Linked DNA regions of Homo sapiens: all the other regions are linked to region 3. Evidence: chromatin loops called from intact Hi-C (ENCODE). Cell type or tissue: dorsolateral prefrontal cortex. All regions are shown on one strand. Links, peaks and the distances in the headings refer to the core of each region. The heading gives the core; the rest is flanking DNA.

Region 1 (8,344 bases), core at 252-8,251, 560 kb before region 3:
AGGGGCCCTTTTGAGCTGAGGCTGGAGCAGCCAGGATGCAGGGAGCAGCCTCTTAAGATGGTGCAGGGCAGAGGCTCCGCAGGCCTGACCCACTAAACCATTCTTTCCTCCTAGGCCTCTGGGCTTGTGATGGGAGGAGCTGCCTTTTGAGGCTTTTTTTTTTTTTTAAATTGTCTTGGATATTAGCACTTGGCTCTTTTTTAGTAATGCTAATCTATCTAGCAAGTGGTTGGTTCACAGCCCACTTGTATTCTTTTGAATGCTGCACACTTACAGCCTTAATACCACATGGAAGCCACCAAGGATTACAGCTTGCGCTCTCCAGAGTAGCTATTGTAAATGAGATTACTTTCTTATTTTTCAGATTGTTTGCTGTTGGCATATACAAATGATACTGATTTTTGTATGTTGATTTTATATCCTGCAACTGTACTGAATTTGCTATATTAGTTCTAACAGTTTCTTTTCTTTCTTCTTTTTTTTTTTTTTTTGAGATGGAGTCTAGCTTTGTCACCCAGGCTAGAGTGCAGTGGTGTGATCTCGGCTCACTGTAACCTCTGCCTGCCAGGTTCAAGCAATTCTCCTGCCTCAGCCTCCCAAGTAGCTGGGACTATAGGTACCCACGACCACGCCTGGCTAATTTTTGTATTCTTAGTAGAGACGGGGTTTCACCATGTTGGACAGGCTGGTCTCGAACTCCTGACCTCAAGTGATCCACCCGCCTCAGCCTCCCAAAGTGTTAGGATTACAGGTGTGAGCCACCATGCTCAGCCTCTAACAGTTTCTTGATGGAGTTTTCTTTGGTTTTTAAAATATACAATCATGTCATCTGTGAACAAGGTTAATTTGACTTCTTCCTTTCCAGTTTGGTAGTTTTCAGCAGTGAAGCCATCCAGTCCTGGGCTTTTCTTTGATGGGAGACTTTTAATTACTGTTTCAGTTTCATTACTTGCTATTGGTCTGTTCAGGCTTTTTCTTTCTTTATGGTTCAGTCTTGACAGGTGTACATGTCTATGAATTTGCCCATTTTTTCTAGGTTATCTAATTTGTTGGCATATAATTATTCATAAAATCTCTGATGATCATTATATTCTAGGGTATTGATTGTAATTTTTTTCATTTATACTTTGAGTGTTTTCTCTTTTTTTGTTAGTCTAGCAAAAGGTATGTGGACTTTATCTTTTCAAAAAACAATTTTTTTCTTTCAGTTATCTTTTGTATTTTTCAGTCTGAATTTTATTTCTGCTCTGATCTGTATTATTTCTTTCTACTAATTTTAGATTTTGTTTATTCTTGTTTTTCTAGTTCCTTGAGGTGGATTGTTCAGTTGTTTATATGAAGTTTTTCTCCTTTTTGATGGAGGATTATTGCTATGAACTTCCTACTTAGTATTGCTTTTGCTTGTCCCATAGATTTTGATATGCTGTGTTTCCATTTTCATTTGCTCAAAAAAATTTTTAGATTTCCTTTTTAATTTCTTTATTGACCCATTTTTTATTTAGGAGCATGTTGTTTAATTTTCACATATTTATAGTTTTCAAAGTTCCTTTTTTTTTTTTCCTGAGGCAGTGTCTCACTCTTTGGCTCAAGGCTGGAGTGCAGTTGCACAATCTCAGCTCAGTGCAGTATCCACCTCCCAAGTAGCTGAGAGTACAGGCATGCACTACTACACCCAGCTAATTTTTTTGTAGAGATGAGGTTTTACCATGTTGCCCAAGGCTGGTCTCAAACTCCTAGACTCAAGTGATCTGCCTGCCTCAGCCTCCCAGATTGCTGGGATTACAGGCATGAGCCACCACACCTGGCCCAAAGTTCCCCTTTAAAAAAGAATAAAAATCTAGTTTTATTCTGCTGTGGTCAGAAAAGATACTTGATACAATTTTGACTTTTTTGAGTTTGCTGAGACTTGTTTTTTCTCCTAACGTGATCTGTCCTGGGGAATGTTCCATGTGCTGATGAGAAGAATGTATATTCCACAGAGCTGGATGAAGTGTTCTGTAAATGTCAGTTATCATTATATAGTGATTTTTTGGGTCTCTTTTTAAGTGTTTGTTGTTTATTTTATCTGATATAAATATAGCTATTCTTGCTCTTTTTTGTTTTCCAATTGCATGGAATATCTTTTTCCACCCCTTTACTTTCAGTCTATGTGTCTTTATAGGTAAAGTGAGTTTCTTATCGGCAGCAGATCATTGGGTTCTGTTTTTCTATTCATTTAATCACTCTATGTCTTTTAATTAGAACATTTAGTTCATTTACATTGTTATTATTGATAGGTAAGAACTTCCTCCTGTCATTTTGTTGTTTGTTTTCTGGTTGTTTTGTAACTCCTTTTTTACTTTCTTTTCTTTCTTTCTCTTTCACCTTTCTTTATGATTGTGCAAATTTCTCTGGTAGTATGTTTTAATTCCTTGCTGTTTATTTTTAGTGTTACCTATTATAGGTGTTTTGCTTTGTGGTTACTATGAGGCTTACAAAAAACATCTTATAAGTTATTCTGAATATATGAGAACTCAATGTTGATCACAAAGAAAACGACAAAAAACTTTACATCGTAATTTCATCCCCCACACACATTTTGACCTCTTGTTGACACAATTTACATCTTTTTATATTGCCTGACTTTTAACAGATTGTTGTAGTTTTTACTTTGGTAGATTTAGTCTTCATACTAGAGATACCACAGTTACAGTATTAGAGTATTCTAAATTTGTCTGTATATTTTTACCAATAACTTTTATAACTTCAGATATTTTCTTGTTGCATGTTAGTGTCCTTTTGTTCCAGATTGAAGAACTACCTTTGACATTTTTTATAAGATGAATTCCTTCAGCTTTCGTTTGTCTTCAGAAGTCATTATCTCTCATTTATGGTTGAAGGATAGCTTTGCTGGGGACACTGTTCTCAGTTGGCAGTTTTTTTTTTTCCTTTAGCTTTTTAATATGTCATCCCACTCCATTCAGGCATGTATGGTTTCTACTAGATGTCCATTAACAGATGAATTAGAGCTCTTTATATGTTATGCTTCTTTTTTTTCTGCTTTTATGCTCCTCTTTTTGTTTTTGACCTTTGAGAATTTGATTATTGTATGCCTTGGGATAGTCTTACTGGAGTTTAATCTGTTTGGTAATCTTTGACCTTCCTATGCCTGGATATTTATCTTTCTATAGATCTGGAAAGTTTTCTGTTATTATTTCTTTGAATAAGCTCTGTACCCCTTGCTCTTTCTTAACTATGTCTTGAAGGCCAATGACTCTTAAATTTGCTCTTTTTAGGCTATTTTCTAGATCTTATATGTGTTCTTCCTTTTTACTCTCCTATGTCTCCTCTCTTTATATATTTTCAAATTGTCTTTGAGCTCACTGATTCTTTCTTCTGCTTGATTAGTTCTGTCAAAACCCTCTCATGCATTTTCAGTTCAGCCAATGTATTTCACAGTTCCAAGATTTCTATTTTTTTAATTTTTTAATCTGTTTGTTAAATTTTTCTGGTAAGTTTCTAAAGTGTTTTACTCTGCTATCTTGGAGTTCCCCAGGTTTCTCCAAAATTGCTATTTTGAATTCTTGATCAGAGAACTTACACATCTTCATCTCAGGTTGGTAGGGTGTCACTGGCTCCTTGCTTTGTAAATTTGGGAAGGTCGTGGTTCCCTGTTTGATGTTGTTTCTTACAGATGTACATTTATGTCTTCATATTGATTTGTTATTTATTCTAGTTTTTGCTATCTGCCTTTGCTTGGTCTTTCAGGTGTCGTTTGTTGCATTCTCTTAGACTTAGATCACTGCCTTCTTTTCAGCACTAGATGGCACCCTAAGCCCAGGTTTGCCTGGCTTTCACAAACGTTCGGCGCACTGACCATCTTGGGTTAGGGGATGTTCCAAAGGGGATTCCCTGGCTGGGGTTGGTGGGGAAGGGAATTAGCTAGGAGTTTGTGCGCAGAGGACCCGTGGAATGTGCCTCCTACTGCTGCTGATCCACTGTCCCTCTGATTTGGCATCTCCTTTGGCTGAGATGAAGAGCAGCCCCAAGTTTCCTTTGCTGGAGTTGCTAGCCCTACTTCCACGTTTGTCCATAGCTGTCTTCAGATTTTCTCCCAACAGGCACTAGCAATGCTTCCTGTGGGTTGAGGCAGGAACAGCTTTCCTGCATAGTAACCCTAGACGGTAGGGAAACTGGCTGTCTACCTTAGTCTCAGTTTCTCCAGGATAGGAACCGTAAGTCTTGGGAGACTTTTTTATCCAGTGCCTAATAACTTAAGGGAGGGGCATCATGGATAGAGAAGTCGAGGGGCATCATGGATAGAAAAGTCCATTCTCTCTTAATTTTTCACTTTTTTGTGACACCAAGGATTGTCACAGCCTCAGTTTTGAGTTCTGGAATATTGATGGTGATAATGTTGTCACTGTATAGTTGTTTTTCATTTTCTGTACGGGAAAATCAACTCAGATTGCTTCTACTCTGCCATTTTGGTAACATCACTGCATTTTACAAATTTTGATATGTTGTATTTTTATTTTCACTTAGCTCAAAATATTTTAAAATTTCTCTTGAGATTTCTTCTTTGACCTGCTTGTTACTCAGAAGTGTGTTTTTTAATCTTCACATGTTTGGGAATTTGCCAGCTATCTGTATTTATATATTATTATATATTTCTAGTTTAACTCCATTGTGCTCTGCATGGTAATATTGTAAGACTTATTTTTAAAAAATAAAGTATACTTTATGTCCCAGAATGTGGTCTCTCCGTGGATGAATGTTCCATGTGAGCTGGAAAGGAATGTATATTCTATTTCTTGTTGGATGATGAAGTAGTGTGTATATCAATTAAATCCAGTTGACTGGTGCTGCTGTTGAGTTCAACTGTGTCCTTACTGATTTTCTGCCTGCTGGATCTGTACATTTCAGATAGAGGGGTGTTGATGTCTCCAACTATAATAGCAGATTCATCTGTTTCTCCTTGCAGTTCTATCAATTTTTGCCTTATATATTTTGGCACTCTGTTATTAGGTACATACACATTAAATATTGTTATATATATAGTTATGTATATATATAATTTTTTAAAATTTTTTATTTATTTATTTTGAGACAGAGTCTCGCTCTGTTGCCCAGGCTGGAGTGCAGTGGTGCGATCTCAGCTCACTGCAGCCTCTGCCTCCCAGGTTCAAGCAATTCTCCTCCTTCAGCCTCCCAAGTAGCTGGGACTATAGGTGCAGACCACCATGCCCGGCTAATTTTTGTATTTTTTAGTAGAGATGGGGTTTCACTATGTTGGGCCAGGCTGGTCTCGAACTCCTGACCTCAAGTGATCCACCAGCTCCAAAAGTCCTGGAATTACAGGTATGAGCCACCGTGCCTGGCCATATTGTTATTATTATTTTTTTTTTTTTTGGAGAATTGATCCCTTTATTATTATGTAATGCCTCTCTATCTGTGATGATTTTTCTTGCACTGATGTCTGCTCTGTCTGAAAATATGCTTACTCTCACATTTTTTGGATTAGGGTTAGCATGATATTTTTGTCAATCTCTTTACTTTTAATCTATGTGTCTTAATTTTTTTTTACTTTATTAAAATACTGAGTTTTATTTCACATGTATATTTTTGCCTCCCCACCATTTCCATGTCTGACCACCACTACTACTATGTCCTATCATAACATTCCATACATACTTAAAACCAAGCAAAGGGTGGAGTTCCATCTTTAAAAACTAAACAGGCATTTTGGGCAACACATTCTTGGCAATAGAGCCTGGACAACATTTATCAAACACAGTAGGGAAAGTTCTCACTGCATTATAAAAAGGACAGCCAGATATCAACTGTTACAGAAATGAAATAAAATGGAAAATTTTTAACAAATTGTTTAAACTATTTTCCTAAAGAGACTTCCTCCACTGCCAGAGATTTTGAATAACCTCCTGGTCAGTCATCCGGAAGCACTCCTCACATAATTGATGAACTGCTTGCATTTTAATGTCTTCTACAGAACTAGGTCCTTTTCGTGTTTTAGGAGTTTTTTCCTGTTTTTTGAAAGATTCTTGTCCTTTTGATCTTGGTGTTGATGGTTTTCAGTCTTTTCCATTCTGATTTGACTTCTGTGCATTTTTGGCTGGAGTATCTCGTATGGATTTCCTCACTGGTGCTTTTTATCCAGTTTCCTCATCATCAAAATCATCATCATCGTCATTTTCATCATCATCTTCTGCATCAGCAGCAAGTTTTACTTTTTTCTGTGGAACTTTTCTGCCACCTCCGGGGGCAGATCGCTTTCCAGATAAACTTGAGTTTCACATACTCCTCTTCTTCATCTTCTGACTCTGCATCTTCCTCCACAGCTACTAAGTGCTGTCCACTAATATGCACTGGCTCTGAAGCACACTTCAACCGTAAGATCACCAGTGGTGTTATTTCAAGGCCCCCAGAAACCATTGGCTGTACAGACATTTTCAAAGTTGCCAGTGTTACTTTAATCGGACTGCCTTCATAATTCATTGCCTCTGTTTCAACAATATGCAATTTATCCTTTGCTCCAGTCCCTGAAATCACCGTTCTTAAAGATAACTGGTGCTCATTTTCATCATTATTCACCTTAAAGTGATAATCTTTGTCGGCCTTTTGTTGACAACTGAAAAGATAGTTCTGGGGCCTCAGAGGGCTCATGTCCATGTCCATCAAATCTTCCATGGGGTGGTGACACGCACTTAGGTGGGAGAGAAGGTGGACAGAGATAAACGACTGCTGCTCCAGAGAACAGCCGCGCAGGATGGAATCACACCAGGGTATGTGTCTTCATATTTAAAGTGGGTTTCTTTTCAACAAAATATAGCTGGTCTTATTTTTTTTATCTGATCCACTCTGACAATCTTTTGATTAGCATATTTAGGACATAGATATTTAAAGTGATTATGAATGTAGTTGGGTTAATATCTATTATATTTATCATTGTTCTGTATTTGTTGCCCCTGTTTCTGTTTTTCTCTTTCAATCTTTTTTCATCATTTGTGGTTTTAATTAAGTATTTCATAATGATTCCACTTTCCTTTCTTAGCATATTAATGTTATTTATATGTGTGTATGTATTTTCTTTTTTAGTGGTTGCCCTAGAGTTTGCATTGTACATTTACAACTAATCCAATTTGACTTTCAAATAACACTATACTTCTTTGTGGGTAGTGCAAGTTCCCAATAATAACAAAATATTCCTAATTTCTACCCTCCATCCCTTATATCATTGCTGTTATTCATTTCACTTATATATGTTATACATTCATAGCATACATAATTGAATATATTATTGCTGTTACTATTTTGAACAAACTGCTATTTGTTTGTTCACAAGTAAAATCAAGTAAGAATAAGAAAAGTAGAAGTTTTTATTTTACTTTTACTTATTTCTCCTCCAGGATGTTTACTTTCTTTATGTAGATCTAAGATTCTGACCTATATCATTTTTCTTCTCTTTAAAGAACTTATTTTAACATTTCTCACAAGTCAGTTCTGTGGGCAAAAATTACCTCAAATTGTGTTTATGAAAGTTTTTATTTTTTCTTCACCTTTTTTTGCTTGCATTTTTTATTGTAGAAAAACACATAACAATAAATTTACAATCTTAACCATTTTTAAGTGTACAGTTCAATAGTGTTAAGTATATTTACATTATTGTGCAACCAATCTCTAGAATTTTTTTCATCTTATAACACTAAGACTCTGTACCCACTAAATACTAATAATTCCCTCTTTCTCTTCTCTCCAGCCCTTGCTAACCACATTTCTGCTGTTTCTTTTCTACAATTTGACTACTTTAGATACTTCATATGAGTGGACTGATACAGTATTTGTCCTTTTGCAACTGGCATATTTTGCTTAGCATAATGCCCTCACGGTTCACCTATGTTGTGGCATGTGACAGAATATTCTTTTATTTTTAAAGATTTCATAATACTACATTTTATGTATATACCATTTTCCTTTTCCATTCGTTGTCAATAGACATTTGGATTGTTTCCACTCTACCCCTTGTCTATTATAAATAATGCTTCCATGAACATGGGTGAAAATTTATCTTTAAGATCCTGCTTTGAATTCTTTCTGGATATATATCCAGAAGTGGGATTGCTGAATCATATTCTAATTGTCTTTTTAATTTTAGGAGTATCTCCTTACTGCTTGCTCTCTGTACTACCTGCACCATTTTACATTCCCATCACCAGTGCACAAGGGCTCTCCACATGCTCAACTTACATTCTGCTCTTTTGTTAGTGGCCATTCTAGTGAGTATGAGTCGATATCTCATTGTTTTGATTTGCATTTCCCTGATGATTAGTGATGATGAGCATCTTTT
Region 2 (8,344 bases), core at 252-8,251, 270 kb before region 3:
GTGATTGACTCTGAGGAAGGCTGCCCAGTTCCCCAGTGGGTCTAAGCCCGGGTGCCCCACTTGCCTGAAAACATGCTGTTTATTGGCTTCCTACCTTCTCTGTCTCTACTAATGCTTCCTGGGTCCCCTTGCAAATAAACTACTTGCATTCAAATCCTTGCATTGTGATCTAATTGGAGATGATAACCCAGTCTCAGACAGCTGGGGCTAGAAGTGCTCCTGGGAAGCAGACCCTCGGGATGGGATTGTGGAATTGGATCATTTATCAGCCCAATGGTCACAAGACCCCATAGCTGGTGTTGAGTGGAGTTTTGAAAGATTCTGTAAGATTCTCATCATACTCATTTTGCGGTTGAGTTCTGTAAGATCCTCATATGCAGTGAACTAAGATGGAGTCCTCTGGAAGGAGACACATCAGCTTATGCAATAGCTCTGGCACTTGAGCAATATGGTAGCAAAAGTCTGTAGAGATGGTTAGTTGTCTTTAGCTGTAATTGGAACCGCGAAAGAAGAAAATGACAGGTTCAGATCAGCCAACCATCAACTTAGAACATAGTGTGGATGCCAGAAGGCTTCCAGGGAAGCATTTTAAAAACCTTCATCTCCTGCAGCTGGAAGGCAGATCAGGAAAAAAAAACAGGTTCAGGCCCTCTTTTTCAGAGTGTTCTAGTAACAAAGGAAGTTGAATTCACAGCCCTGGTGTATCTCCTATGGGAAGTGAGGTCCCTGATAAGAAAGATATAGGGCCCTGATACCCAAGATGGGGAGCCTGGGGTGATGTTCCTGAGAACATGAACCCCCAGATTCCCAGGAACCACTGGACTGGCAGAAGTTAGCCCCTCTTAATTGCTAGAGGAGATGATTAGACAAAGACCTCCCCTGAGTCAGGTACCTTCCCAGACAATGTTTGCTGTCCTGAAGATCTGCTCCTGCCTCTCCCCTTTGCTGTAGATCAATTATGGTCAAGTCTCAGTAAGGTTCAGGCAGCGAAGCAGCATCCCTGCAAGGGAGGAAAGCCACAGGACCTGGGTAATAAATACTGGCAGGGACTGGGAGAACATGAATGGGAATGGATCTTGACAGTGTTGAGTCAGGGTTGGCAGGGACAGAAAATAAGGCTGGATAAGGAAGAGCTTAGTGACTGAGGATTAATATCCTGGTAAAAAGCAAAGAGAATTCTCCCTTTACTACAGTAATGAGGCGTCCACTAGTTAGGGAGGCATCAGTGTCCCTGAGAACTTCTGCAGTGGTTCTTTTGCAGGAGATGCTGCCTTAGAATTGGGCTTCATAGTCAATGGGAATGATACCACGCTGGAATACCAAAGTCCAGGTGGAGGCACTGAACCATCAGAGGCAAGGTGGAAGTAATTGTCGTAATGAGAAGCACAGCAGAAAGACAACCCTGAGCCTTGACCTGCGGGGACCCCTCGGGGTGGCTGATAGACCATGGTGTGTCTGCAGGTGAGATCACGGGCAGCCAGTGAGGGCCTGGCTTGACTTATGTCACTGAAAAGATCAAGAGCAAGTGGGCAGAAGGCTGGTGTCAGCTGCTATAATAAAAATCACAATCCCTCACCCAGTTTCTGCATGTGAGTCAGCTCTAAGATCCAGGACTCATTGATTGAAGGGGAGGTCAGGTCCCTTTGAGGAAGGATGCTGCAACAAACCACACCAAATATCTGTGGTAGCTCTTCCCCCAATCCTCCCCAGAGACTCCTTTAGCCATTTACCTGAGTAATTCTACACCGGAGAAAGGAGAACCCCTAGATCTTTCAAGGACTATTAGACATAGGATCTGAGTGGACACGAATGACAGTTGACCCAAGCACCACCATGGCCCCCTGTTAGAGTGGAACATACAGAACCTTGTGATAAACGGCCCACATCAGTCTCAAAATGGGCCTCGTGGGTCCATGGACCACACAGTGGTCATTCTCCCACTCCAAAAGTATGCTGGTAAACCAGCTCTCCAAAAAGAAAGAGGAAAAAAAAAAAAGTAGGGGGAGAAAAAAGCCCTGATTTTCACATATAGCACTGGCCAATTTCAAGTCCCCAACATGAAGTCATTGCACCTGAAGTAGGAAAAAGCGCCTTTAGTCCCGAGTGTAGAAAGAGGATGGATCTGTTAAACGACCAGCAGAACTCACTTGGGAGTTGGTCAGAAATGCAGAATCTCGGGCTCATCCCAGGGTATGAATCAGAACCTGCATTTTAACAAGATCCCAGGAAATTCATATGCACTTAAAAGATGAGAAGCCCCTGCTCCAGAACTATCCATAGATCCCCAAAGAGCCTCTATTTTTTTAGGTCTAAAGATTCTACAGCAGAGAGCATTTCTATTTTAAATGAATGAAGCTGTGACTTTCTCCAATATAGTTATCACTATCCCCATCATTGTCATCATCACTGACTGTCATCATTACCATCCCCGAGCAGGATCCATTAGATACCTACTTGTTTCATGGACCATTTTTTATATTAAAAAAAAAAAAGCCCATAATAACCTGACAATGTCTTCCCCTAGCTGAGAGCATTTTGACAGATATTTTTTCGAAGTAATCAGAGTTCTTTTTTTTCTTTTTTTTTTTTTCTTGGCTGGTTTCATCCTTTGGCAGGGTTCTACAACTTATTTGCTTTCACTTAGTTTATATCACTGTCCCTGGCAATCTCCACTTTCCCCGACTCCGCAGTTCACTCTTCATCTACCCCAACGCAGCCAGCTCTTCCCTCCCGGCCCCTCCACCTTACTCGAAGGTTTCTGCTATTGTCAGAACAGCCAAAGACAACAATGCTTCAACTGGCAGGAAACAGTCTTCACCCTCTCAGGATTTCCTATTATGTGATGTGCAGCCTTTTCCAGAAACACAATTGCATCTAAAAAAAGAAACTGCCTGGATTTACCTTCATCTCAACACAATGAGTCCATGGCCACCGTAGCCTTGAACGAGGGCCAAACACTCCGAAGCGCAGAGACTCAGAATCAATGGAGGTGAAGGAAGCTGCTTCCCAGGGACTTCCAAGCAAGGGTAGGCAGCTGTTTGCTTATTCCCCATTCTTTTGTTATGTTGTTTGATTTTGCCAGTGAAGCTTGGGTAAGAGGAAGGAAAGAGGAAGAGAGGGGCTACGGACCAAGAGGAAGGAATGGAGGGGAAGGGGCTCAGGATGATCAGGAGTTGGGAGCTATAACTGTAGGGTGGAGGGGATGACTCGAGAGAAAAGGAAAAGTAGCAGGTGAGTTGTTGAATGAGGAAGGATGAACTGGAGAAGAAAGAAAGGACAGCGGAGGTTTCACCATGATTTTTAGCTGTCTCTACATAGCTGGAATGATAGAGACCTCATAGCTGGGTCATGGTTTTCTGAAGTGGAGAATGAAGAGAGTTTCAATGTCAGTGCCAGGTCTGGCAGTTGTTTATTTCCTTCTTTACACCCCATCCCCCACCCCCACCCCCACCCCCAGTAGCATACCTACCTCTGGGAAGAGAAGTTCTCACCTCTATTCTCATTCCCTTCTCTGTGTAGGGAGAGTGCAGGAGAGTGGATGATGGAGGAGGTAAAAACAGTATCTTCAGAACTAGAGAGGATTTAGGTGTCTGTCCCAGTAATCTGAGACAAGAGAAAATAAAATGCAATTAAGTTGTGGGGAAGTAAATGCAGTTAAATAGCATTAGGCAACTGTTTCAGAAGAAATCCAGGCCTGAAAATAAAGACCTGGATTGGATACTGGAGGAAGTGATCCTGTAAGAGAGATGGGGAGTTTTCAGTGGTGAAGCTAGCAGGAGACAATGTGAAGAACATTTGTAATGACCTGGAAATTCAGGAAAAAACAGAGAACTGGTGAGAATCCAGGAGGCATGTGAGTTTGATGTTACCTGAAGAGGAATCTGCGGAAGGCAGCATGTCCTTCTGGGCCTCCAACTCTCACAATTCAGAGGTGAGCAGCCTCAGGCTCTAACCCCAGCTCTTCATTCCTTGCTTCACCTCTCTAAGCCTTAGTTGGGTTCCCCATCTGTAAAACCCAGACAATAACACCCATCTCATAAGGTGTTTGCGAGGATTACAGGAGATGTAAATGAGAAGTGCCACTTCCCATACATTCTCTTCAGGGAATTTATGGGCAGAGTCAAGATTCAGGAGGTGGTAAGAAAATAGTTTCGACCTGAAGTTAGGCATTGGACCAGAGCGAAAAGGAGATGCCAAGAGGCCAGAAGTAGAGTTCAGATCAGACCTGGAATTAAAGATAAGGTGAATTTAAAAATTACTAAGACCCTAAGGATCTACACTAGGTAAGAAGAGGGAAAGTGGTGGCAGTGGGGTGGGAGCCAGGTTTTTGTGCACATTTTGCCTTGGGGCCTCACCAAAGAGGGGATGTGGGAAGTTTCTCCCACTAGAAGCCTTCCAACCTAATGTAGGAAGATGGATAGAATTAGATTATCACCATTTTGCAACCCCTAATGAATAATGAACCTAGCCACTGATCATTATGCCAGTTATTAATTTATTGCCTCTCAGCCCCACATCCACCCTTCAGTAACTGCTCTGGGGTAATGGAATGGACTCTTCAAGCATTTCCCCTTTACAGTGAGATCGATGTGAAGCTTTGTCGGTAGAGGGCGCTGGAGGGACACTGTAGGAGAAGGGGGGCTTTTCTTCCTGGTTCCAGGGTACTGACCTTTGTTTTTTGTTGCTCCAGCTGCATGGTCTGTCAACAGTGCGTGTGTGAGTTACCCAGTGGTGCTCTGCCCCAGCCATATACCCAGAATGTACAGTCCCTCAGTGACCTCAGAGCCCCAGACTCGGCCCAGTGAACCTCACCTCAGTCCTTGGGATGTGGATTAACATCTGCAGTGGAGTCTCAACTCTTCCTGGGCACTGCTTTCCAGCATCAGCTGGCCTGCACCCCAGGATGTTGTTTCCCTGGGCCCACACAACATGAGCATTGCACACCAGACCCTCCACCCATTGCACACATGAGGCCTCACCTCCCAGACTTAACGCACCTGCACTCATTGGTTTCTTTCCTGCTGGCCTGGAGGCTGTGGACCGGCTCTGGCTGGACAGCCCAGTGAACTTAACTGCTATCTAGTAGGCCACATGCTTGCCTGCTCCAATAATGTTGGAATCGCAGCCTTGGGGAAGAGCCCACCCCTTCCAGTTTTGCTTTTCCTTGAGTACTCTCCCCTAGACATAGGGTACTCTTCAGGAGTCTCTTTATGTCTTCATAGGTACTCTCTTATCTTATGGTATTAGTTCATTCTCACACTGCTAATAAAGACATACCTGAGACTGGGTAATTTATAAATGAAAGAGGTTTAATTGACTCACAGTTCCGCATTGCTGGGGAGGCCTCAGGATTATTACAATCACAGTGGAAGGCAAAAGAGAAGCAGGCACCTTCTTCATGGGGTGACAGTACAGAGTGAGTGCAAGCAGGGGAGATGCCAGACGCTTATAAAACCATCAGATCTCAAGATAACTCACTCACTATCACAAGAACAGTATGGGGGAAACCACCCCCATGATCCAATTACCTCCACTTGGTCACTGCCTTGACACGTGGAGATTATGGGGATTACAATTCAAGATGAGATTTTGGGTGGGGACACAGCTAAATCGTATCACTTATCTTAATCGTTCTTTTTATGAAACTTCCAGTATTTGAATTAACGAATGGCTTCTGTTTCTTGAGTGGATCCACAACAACACAATCACGAATGGCTGCTAACTTCACAAAGAGCCAGCCAGAACTATGTGGCCTTGTTGGAAATGTACAACACAATCTTTCAAGTATTCTTGTCAAGACATCAGCCCTGAGTCTGATCAAGCCTTAGATCTAACTAAAAGTATGCAAGAAATACACAGGGCATGGAAACATGTTAAATGACACCATGAGTATCATCAGAGAGTCCAGCCTGTGGGAAACTCCATAGGGAAAATAACCAGAATTCTTCAACAAATGAGGGAAATAATCTATAAATTCAGAGACTTAAAAGGCACTAATTAAAATCTATGGACCTTGCTAAAGGCATCACACTACCTGAATTTAAAACATACTACAAAACCAAAACAGCATAGTACTGGCATGAAGACAGACACACAGACCGCTGGAACAGAATAGAGAACCCAGGAATAAATTTACATATTTACAGCTAATTGACTTTCAACAAGGCACCAAACATTTACTGAGGAAAGAACAACTGCTTCAATAAATGGTGCTGGGAAAACCGGAGATCCATATGCCAAAAAATGAAACTAGACCTCGATCTCTCAACAGACAAAATTCAAATCAAAATGGATTAAAGAGTTAAATGTAAGACTTGAAACTATGAAACTGCTAGAAGAAAATATTGGGGAAACTCTACAGGACATTGTTCTGGCCAAAGATTTTCTTGGGTAAGATCTCAAAGCAGAAGCAACCAAAGCAAAAGTAGACAAATGGGATTACATCAAGCTGAAAGCTTTTGCAGAGCAAGAAAACAACCAATGGAGTGAAGACACAACCTATAGAATGAGAGGAAATATCTGCAAACTATTCATTTGACAAGGGGTTAATAACCAGAATATATAAGGAGCTCAAACAACTTAATAGCAAAGATATATATATTATTTTAAAAATGAGTGAATCATCCGAATAGATACTTCTAAAAAAAAAATACAAATGGCAAACAAGTATATGAAAAAAATGCTCAACATCACTAATCATCAGGAAAATGCAAATCAAAACCACAACGGGATATCGTTTCACTTCAGTTAAAATAGCTGTTATCAAAAAGATAACAGCTTTTTGATAACAGGAATACTGTTATGGAATACTATTCGGCCATAAAAAGAATAAAATCCTGGCTGGGTGCAATGGCTCACACCTGTAATCCCAGCTACTCAGGAGGCCGAGGCAGGAGAATTGCTTGACCCTGGGGGCAAAGGTTGCAGTGAGCCAAGATTGTGCCACTGCACTCCAGTCTGGGCGACAGGGCAAGACTGTGTCTCAAAATAAATAAATAAATAAATAAAAGAATAAAATCCTGTCACTTGAAACAACATAGATGGAGCTGAAAGTCATTATGTTAAGTGAAATAAGCCAGTCAAGGAGCTAATCAGGTGGTTCTTATGGAGGTAGAGAGTAGAAAGATTATCAGAGGCTTGAAAGACTAGGGGAGCAGAGGATGAAGAGAGGTTGGTTAATGGGTGAAAAATATACAGTTAGAAGGAATAAGTACTAGTTTTTGATATCACAGCAGGATGACTATAGTTAACAATCATTTATTGTATATTTCAAAATAACTAGAAGAGAAGATTTGCAATGTTCCCAACACAAAGAAGTGATAAATATTTGAGATGATGAATATTCTAAATAACCTGATTTGATCATTACACATTATATGCATGTATCAAAATGTCACATGTAGCCTATGAATATGTACTGTTGTTACATATCAATAACAAATGAATAAAACTTATGGTCCTTAGATCTTGATTCAAACAAATTTTTTGAAAAAGATTTATGAGGCAATGGAAAAAATGTAAACACTGGCTAAATATTTGGTGATATCAAGGCAATTATTTTTAAAAATGTAAGAGCTAATGGAGAAAATATGAACACTGAATATTTACATTAAGAGAGTTATCTTTCTAAGTGATGATAAGATTGTAGATATTTTTAAGAGTTTTAGTCTTTTACATTTACTTAGTAAAATATTAACAAATGAAATAATGTAATAGGGATTTGCTTCAAAATAATCCTTGCCTGGGATAGAAATAGGTGGGAGAATATATTGGCCATGAGTAGATATATTGAAGCCAGATGGTGAATACATGGATTTTTTTTTTAAATTTTGATGCTCTTACAAATTGACTAAAAAAAAAAAAAAAAAAAAACAAAAAGCAACCTAACTGAAAAATGAGCAAATGAGCAAAGGGCATAAATAGGTAATTCAAAACACATGTGTAAAAGTGCTCAACCTAGCTAGCAATAAAAAAACAATGAAAGATCAGTAAGAATGTGGAGAAACAGGTATTCCCTCTGGTACTACCAAATTGATGGACAAATTTTTTTTTTTTTTGAGACGGAGTCTCACTGTGTCGTCCAGGCTGGAGTGCAGTGGTGCAATCTCAGCTCACTGCAAACTCCGCCTCCCAAGTTCACACCATTCTCCTGCCTCAGCCTCCCGAGTAGCTTGGACTACAGGCGCCCACCACCATGCCCAGCTAATTTTTTAGTAGAGACGGGGTTTCACCGTGTTAGCCAGGATGGTCTCGATCTCCTGACCTTGTGATCCACCCACCTCGGCCTCCCAAAGTGCTGGGATTACAGGCGTGAGCCACCGCACCTGGCCATTGATGGACAATT
Region 3 (8,344 bases), core at 266-8,265:
TGCTGTAAAACATTGTGTTTATAGTTAACAATAATGTATTGCACACTTAAAAATCTGTTAAGAGGGTAGATCTCACTTTAAGTATTCTTACCACAATAAACAAAAATAAATAAAATTAAAATAAATGGCTAGGTGTCAAATTGAATAGATTAAAAAATAAAATAAACGGCAAAAAGCAAAAATATGTCATAAAATACATATAAAAATACAAGGTAAAAATAGTGCTGAGGTTAACAGAAGATATCATAAAGGTAAACTTTCATTATACAATGTTTTTATTATTTTTTATTTTATTTTATTTTATTTTATTTTATTTTATTTTATTTTTGAGCTCTGTCACCCAGGCTGGAGTGTAGTGGTGTGATCTCGGCTCACTACCACCTCTGCCTCCCAGGTTCAAGCGATTCTTCTGCCTCGGCCTCCCAAGTAGCTGGGATTACAGGCGCCTTCCCCCCAACCGACCCCAAAACAATCAGCTAATTTTTTTGTATTTTTACTAGAGACGAGGTTTCACCATGTTGGCCAGTCTGGTTTCAAACTCCTGACCTCAAGTGATCTGCCCACCTCGGCCTCCCAAAGTGCTAAGATTACAGGTGTGAGCCATGGCACCTGGCCTATTTTTTTATTTTAATTTTAGAGTTGAAAATAGTTGACTAAAATAAAAAAAGAACTACACCAAAAAAAAAAAAAAATCACCTAAGCATTAAACAGCTGTGGACTGCACCCCACATTTCTAATACAGTAAATCTTAGATGGGCCTAGAGAATTTGCATTTCTAATAAATGCCCAGGTGATACTGCTGATAGTCTGAGGACTACACTTTGAGAAACACTGCTCTCACCCGTTGCTTTCAATTTTTCAAAAGATGACCCACAATGGGAGATACACTTTACATCAGAACCCAGTACTCACACATGTGTTCATCTGTAAATTTTCACAGACAACACCTAATTCTTACTATGAGCAATGACATTGATATTTTATTTCACTCTTTAAAAATTCACTAAATTGTTTGCACAACCCATCAAGCAGGTTGTAACTGGCAATCTGAAAAAATACTGAATCAGCCGGGCGCAGTGGCTCACGCCTGTAATCCCAGCACTTTGGAAAGCTGAGGCAGTTGGATCACTTGAGGTCAGGAGTTCGAGACCAGCCTGGCCAACATGGTGAAACCCTGTCTCTACTTAAAAAAATACAAAAATTAGCCAGCTGTGGTGGTGCGCAACTGTAATCCCAGTTTCTCAGGAGGCCAAGGCACGAGAATCACTTGAACCTGGGAGGCAGAGGTTGCAGTGAGCTGAGATCGCACCAACTGCACTCCAGCCTGGACGACAAAGTGAGACTGTCTAAAAAAGAAGAAAAAGAAAAAAGAAAAAAAAAACACCAAATCTGGCTTAATCTTTGAATGATATAGGTCAGTAATCTCCATATATTTTATAATCATAAACCAGTAACAGGAAAGCATTTTTGAACAGGCACCCCCTAATTTGTACATGTACAAATTATATACTTTTTTTTTTTTTTTATATTTTGTTTATTGTCTGTGATCTCCAAATAAAATATAAGATCTGTCAGATCCAAGAGAGTAGGGACTTTCTCATTTGTTCACTACTGTATCTCCAGTGTTTAGGACATTCCTTAAAAACAATAAATGTTCAATAAATGTTTATTTTAATTGAATCAGTGAATGAATAAATGAACGGATCTGATAAAACAGACTTTACAGCCAAAAGCAATTTTTTTTTTTTTCATGTGCATGCATTTTTTTTTTTTTTTTTTTTTTTTTTTTTTTTTTTTAATACTCTTAAGTTTTAGGGTACATGTGCACATTGTGCAGGTTAGTTACATATGTATACATGTGCCATGCTGGTGTGCTGCACCCACTGACGTGTCATCTAGCATTAGGTATATCTCCCAATGCTATCCCTCCCCCCTCCCCCGACCCCACCACAGTCCCCAGAGTGTGATATTCCCCTTCCTGTGTCCATGTGATCTCATTGTTCAATTCCCACCTATGAGTGAGAATATGCGGTGTTTGGTTTTTTGTTCTTGCGATAGTTTACTGAGAATGATGGTTTCCAATTTCATCCATGTCCCTACAAAGGATATGAACTCATCATTTTTTATGGCTGCATAGTATTCCATGGTGTATATGTGCCACATTTTCTTAATCCAGTCTATCATTGTTGGACATTTGGGTTGGTTCCAAGTCTTTGCTATTGTGAATAGTGCCGCAATAAACATACGTGTGCATGTGTCTTTATAGCAGCCTGATTTATAGTCCTTTGGGTATCAAATTATATACTTGTACTCAGTCAATCCATATACCAAATATTAGTAAAGCTTAACATTTTCCCTTACATTTTAGATGGAAAATTATAAGTAAAATTTCTAACATTTCCTCCAGCTCCTCAATGGATCATCTTGCCCATGTCCCCAGGACTGCATGCTCCACCTTTGAGACTCAGACACCCAGAGAGGTTGAATGAGTAGCCCAAGGTCACACAGCTGGCTTCCAGTGAGGCAATTTTAATGCTCTTAAAAAGTAAGTAGGTACTTGTTAAATGACAAGACAGTGTTGGCTTTTTATTTTTTTGCTCCAATTTTTTTTTTTTTTTTTTTTTTTTGAGATGGAGTCTTGCTCTGTCACCAGGCTGGAGTGCAGTGGCGCGATCTTGGCTCACCACAACCTCCGCCTCCCGGCTTCAAGCGATTCCCCTGCCTCGGCCTCCCGAGTAGCTGGGACTACAGGCACACACCACCACACCCAGCTAATTTTTTTGTATTTTAGTAGAGATGGGGTTACACCATGTTGGCCAAGATGGTCTCAATCTCCTGACCTCATGATCCGCCTGCCTCGGCCTCCCAAAGTGCTGGGATTACAGGCATGAGCCACCGCGCCCAGCCTTTGCTCCAATTTTTTAAAATTCCCCAAGTGTTATAGGAAGAAATGTGACATTTTTATCAAAAGGCTACCAACTTTCATATACTTTTACCAAAGTCTCAAATGTGATAAATTGTAATGATTCACAATGCCTATGAGATGAGTTTTTCTAAAACAGGCTCGTTCCAATACCCCGCCCCCATTACTTTCTAGTTACAATGACAAACTGTGCCCCACATTTCATCTGAACAATGAGACTCATGGAGAAGTTCAGCTCATTACTAGGACCTTGCTCCTAACTTCATTGCATCCAGTTCCTTGTAAATAATGAGAAGTGAACTGCAGAGTGAGGGCCATTTCCTCCTCTTTGTGATGAGCTATGGTGACTGAAACTTTTGGATCCTTCAATAGGCAGACAGAAGGGTCTGCTGTTACCCCATCTTCCCAGAGAGGAAATTCTGTCTTTGTTCCTCTGGTAGAACATCTTCACAGGGCTCTAAATAGGCACACGGGCATGTGACTGCTAGCACACGCACACGTGCACACAGTAGGTTTGATTGTCAATAAGGTTCAGAACAATTATATGGCCACTAGAATTATAACTTCCAACTACTATGAAATGAGAAACCCCCAAATAAAAAATAACAGGAATAAGGCTACCTGACCACCTGTGAATATTAACTATATCACCCCCAAATTTCTAAAGTTACAAAGAGGGAACTTTTAGAAACTCGAGTTTTTAAAGGGGTTTTCCTACCCCCTTTACATGGAGTGGGAAAAATCTTTCAATTTTGATGGAAAGAGAAATCTTCATTTTGAAATTAAACTTTGAAGTTTGAAAATAAAAGCAGAACCAATTCGCAGTTCAGAAAGGGGATGGTTGGAGGTTAATCAGCCTTTTAAAGAGCTCTGTGGGACTGCTGACCCGGATACCCTCAGTACACTTGGAGAAGAAGGATCAAAACCATGCTGGCCCCATAACAGGCATGGACCTTGGCTGTCTCTGTGTGTCAATCTCACACTCTAGGCCAGCTTCAGCCACTCAGTGTTTCACTCTGTGTATGCCTGTCTGTGTCTGTGTCTGCTTTGTTCTTCCTCTTTCTTTCTTCTCCTTGTTGTTTTGTTTTTTCCTATTTTTCTCTACTTCATCTTTCACATTCTCTAACTGGCCATAGTGTCACCTGAAAATTTTATTTTTTTTAATCTGGCTCCTGCAGGATGAAAATATATTTACTTTTTAAAAACTTATTTAAAATATACATGTTTCCCAGTTTTAATTTTAACAGATATTGATTTGAACACATTATGGCTCTCTTCAAAAATTGTGCTTGTTTTGAATTTGTATGTGATCTTTGATCTATGAAGTTTTTGGCCCTGTGAGTGGCTTATTCACAAGAGAAAAGAAAAAAAAAATTCTCCATACTCCTGATTTAAAGAATTGCTCAAATTCAATATAAAGCTCAAAATATGGGAAATACTTTAGTTTTGTTTTGTCTCCACCTGGTGGTTGTAAGTCAGAACACAAGCCCTTAATGGAACTGGAAAAATAATCACTTCAGTGCCTCCCTTATGTATATGAGATCAAATTATTTAATTAGAAAATGTTTTCAAACTGGAAAAAAGGTAATTATCACAAAAACTTTAAAAACTGATCTACGCCTTTCTTTCTTTGTTTTGCTTCCTTGTAGGAGCCAAGAATAGAGAAACTTCTTAATTTTCAAATTTCTTTCTGGGTTTACTTTCTACCAGGGGCTGGTATTTTCCCTAACCTCCTATCTTCATCCACCACAGCAAAAAGCTGCCGCCCTCCAGTCCCCTGGCTCCCCCCACTCCAGATGCATTCACAGTTTTTAGTGTAGATTCCAAATTTGGAACTGAAAAACTCACAGCCTTGAAAGTCCTACTATTGTAGCAATCTTATTTTGTTAAAAACACAAAAAAATGAACAAATAAACAATACCCAGCAGAACTCATGAAAGCCCATCACACTTTGAGCTATATACTGCATAATGAGACTCCAATGTTAATTTCTCCCCTCATCTATTATTTTTTCTGATATGCAGTATTTTTTCACTCTGCAAATATGTTGAATGAATATATTAAATATAGATGTTTATGATGCTTCTATAGAACCTTCTCATAGAATCTTATAATGTGTCTTCACACTGCAATTATTAAACAATTAATTTCAGTTACAGTTATTGTTATTTTTGGTAGTTCGTGTTCCATGAAGTTGCAAATATTGAACCACTGCTTTTAGGGGAAATATACGGTTAGGATCTTGCGAACCTCTGGTCACATTTTCATCAACTGGTCAATACACAACCTTGTTTTAGGTGTGTTGCCATTAAAGAATTTCATTATATGTATATGTGTATATATACATATGTGTATATATATATACATATGTGTGTATATATATACACACACACATATACATATAATGAAATATATATATAAAATGAAATATATATATATATATATTTTAGATGGAGTTTGGCTCTGTTGCCCAGGCTGAAGTGCAGTGGCACAATGGCAGCTCATAGCAACCTTCGCCTCCCAGGTTCAAGCAATTTTCGTGTCTCAGCCTCCCAAGTAGCTGGCACCACAGGCATATGCCACCACGCCTGGCTAATTTTTATTTTTAGTAGAGATGGAGTTTCAGCATGTTGACCAGGCTAGTCTCAAACTCCTGACCTCAAGTGATCCACCGGCCTCAGCCTCCCAAAGTGCTGGGATTACAGGCATGAGCCACTGCGCCCAGCCTAGTATATATTGTTGATTCATTAACAATGAAATCATGGCCAGCTCATACCTGAATGAAGCTTATCTAACATGTTTTATCTGTAAGACACATTGCACCCTTCTGCTTAGGAACACTAGACAGCACTTCAGCACGATGTTTGGGGCCATTTTAAACTGTGAAATCACCAACAAAAAGCACAAAAATGAGAAAAATATGGGAATAATAGACCACAAAAAGAATACTTGTTTACAATATGGGAGCCAAAATAAGAAGTCAGGGAGTCACCTTGTTCAGCCTCAGGAACGTGTGCAATAGACAATACAAATTTCTTGCTGCTTTGCACATGTCTATAAATGACCACAGAAGTGCTGCAAATATTGATTTGGGGGTTACAAGTAAATTTTAGCAGGCAGGCTATTATAGACTGTCCTGTATCCTCCCAAAATTCATATGTTAAAGCCCTAACCCCCAATGTGACTGTATTTTGAGATAGACCTTTAAGAAGGCAATTAAAGTTAAATGCAGTCTTATATAAGAGTGGGCCCTAATTTGATAGAACTGGTGCCCTTATAAGAAGAGAAAGAGATACCAGAGAAGCCTCCTTCCCTCCTCTTTCCTCTCTTCTCCTGTCTCTGTATCTCTCCTTCCCTCTTCACAACATGACCAATAGTGAGAAGGCAGCCAACTGCAAGCTGGGAAAAAAGGTCTCACTGGAAACCAAATTTTCTAGCACCCCAATCTTGGACTTATAGTCCCCAGTGAGAAAATATATTTCTGTTGCTCAAGCACCCAGTCTGTGGTATTTTGTTATGGCAGCCCTAGTAGACTGACCCAAAGGCAAATTCACAAATTCGGAATCCACAAATAATGAAGATTGACTCTATTTCCTTAATGTCAGTCTCCCTGCTGAATTGTAAGGTATCTGAGGGCAGGAGCTGGGGAACTGCTTGTTCACCACTATTACCTCAGAGTGTACTGCCTTACCTATGGTCAATACTCAATAAAGAAAACATGAATGAACAAATAAATGCAAAGCACTTTATGTAGTTTTGTTTCTTATATCTTTTCTTGCCCTCTTATTGTCTTGCTCTTTTAAATATACGGTGTTTCACAATTCTACCGTTTTCCTATTTTAATACTGCAGAGAAATTGGGATGAGTCATACAATCTGATGGTATCTTGTGTTTGCTGTTGGCCAGGCAGTAGCTGTGACAGAGATGTCATTGCCTGTGATTCATGAACCTGGTCATAGTTGTTTATATTCTCTTCACTTTACTATTTTTAATTTATTTTTCTTTTTTAGGTTTTAGAGACAGGGGTCTTGCTATGTTGCTCAGGCTGGTCTCAAACTCCTGGCCTCCTGCCTCAGCCTCCCAGAGGCTGGGATTATGGGTGTGAGCCACTGCACCTGGCTTATATACCTTCACTTCTGTTGAGTCGTGTGCATTGTTCCTATTGGATATGTTCAGCTTAAGTGCTCTTTAAAATGTCTTCAAAAATTTTACAGTATAATTCAATGCTGAAACAAAAAGGCATACAAAGAAAGGCCTAGCAAAGGTGGAAAGTAAGTTTGATTATTTGTAAAGGAAATATTCATTGTTAGAGGAATTACTATAATCCTGTGTTTTTCTATAAAGCAACAAGCAAGTAGTTTATGAGATCTAAGACAGGAAAAGACTCACAAGTAGATGAAGAGGAGCTACATTTGGTTAGGGAGATGTATGTAAAAGATGACCTGTCACCTTGCTACTCAATGACTGGTTTGCAACCAGCAGCATCGGTGCCACCTGGAAATGTATCAGACATGCAGAATTTCAGGCCTACCCCCAGACCTACTCAGTCAGAACCTAACATTTTTTAACAAGATGCTCAGGTGATTTATGTGCCCTGTCAAATTTGAGAAACATTGGCATAGCACATGCTATGAAATGCATCCTGAATATATTTGGAGATCTTGCCAAATCCTTCAGAATAGATGAAAGAATTGTCAAAGCAATGAGAGGTTAGTATAATCAATTACTGCATAAGTATTACAGCTAAGACACCACATCATAGTTTAATTGGCAACATTCCTTTTTGTTCTTAGTGATATATAAAATAATGGTCCTTCCTACAATCAGTGGCATCTTAGAATTGATGAAATACCATGGTATGGGTTCAAGACCTTTCTTCTGTTCTAAATTGTCATGGTCACAGGTGTGGAGATCCAAGAGGAGCTCGTTTTGTCTCAATGTGTAGTCACTTAAGCAGCAACCTCTCAATATTTTAGTTTCTGCTCTTAGAAGAGCCTAGATTACAACATCAGTGGAGCAGAGAGAGAGACAAAGGGCCCTTCTTCAGAGAGGAAAAATAATAATAAACCACTTCTTCATGGGTGATCAAAGTGCATGAAATAGATACTACTTTGACTGAAGATTGATGGGGGATTCAAAAGAAAGGGAAGTAGAAGATGAAAATATGCAAGAATACTCCTCATTGTGAGAGGCGAGTCTTCTTTAAATTTTTTAATTAAAAGAACTTGGTGATATTCTTCATCATTCTGGTCTCCAATGGGGGCCAGTAAATGAAAATAGACGTGGGATAAAATGCACAATTGGCTTAATATTAACAACATTTCTTTTTTCTTAAGCATTTCTGAGTTTTTATAACTACAAGCAAATGCAAAATGTTTGCAAGCCTACCCACTTCAAATCCTCAAATACATTACTTCATAT

The links. A loop is a pair of places that touch in the nucleus more often than their neighbours do. Peaks named below come from ENCODE experiments on the same cell type or tissue, not always from the same donor. Only the 100,000 strongest peaks of a DNase experiment are listed, where the experiment ranks them.
Region 1: it touches region 3 in a loop (4-fold over the local background); 20 of 110 quality-filtered maps call a loop at or near these places.
Region 2: it touches region 3 in a loop (8-fold over the local background); 88 of 110 quality-filtered maps call a loop at or near these places.

Annotation. Positions count from the first base shown.
Region 1 is chr3:149,933,111-149,941,454 of GRCh38, forward strand. The region is part of intron 8 of RNF13 (ring finger protein 13); the gene reads left to right. It also overlaps the pseudogene NPM1P29. Among named protein-coding and RNA genes, the nearest start is that of PFN2, 34 kb to the right of the region's middle. In dorsolateral prefrontal cortex, for the core only: CTCF peaks have their summits at 3,804 (motif pointing right) and 4,009; a DNase peak (open chromatin) is centred at 3,841; H3K4me3 peaks cover 268 bases.
Region 2 is chr3:150,223,345-150,231,688 of GRCh38, forward strand. No RefSeq gene overlaps it. Among named protein-coding and RNA genes, the nearest start is that of LINC01213, 11 kb to the right of the region's middle. In dorsolateral prefrontal cortex, for the core only: a CTCF peak has its summit at 4,616 (motif pointing right); a DNase peak (open chromatin) is centred at 4,607.
Region 3 is chr3:150,491,382-150,499,725 of GRCh38, forward strand. No RefSeq gene overlaps it. Among named protein-coding and RNA genes, the nearest start is that of SERP1, 51 kb to the right of the region's middle. In dorsolateral prefrontal cortex, for the core only: CTCF peaks have their summits at 4,379 (motif pointing left) and 4,585; a DNase peak (open chromatin) is centred at 3,895; H3K27ac peaks cover 548 bases.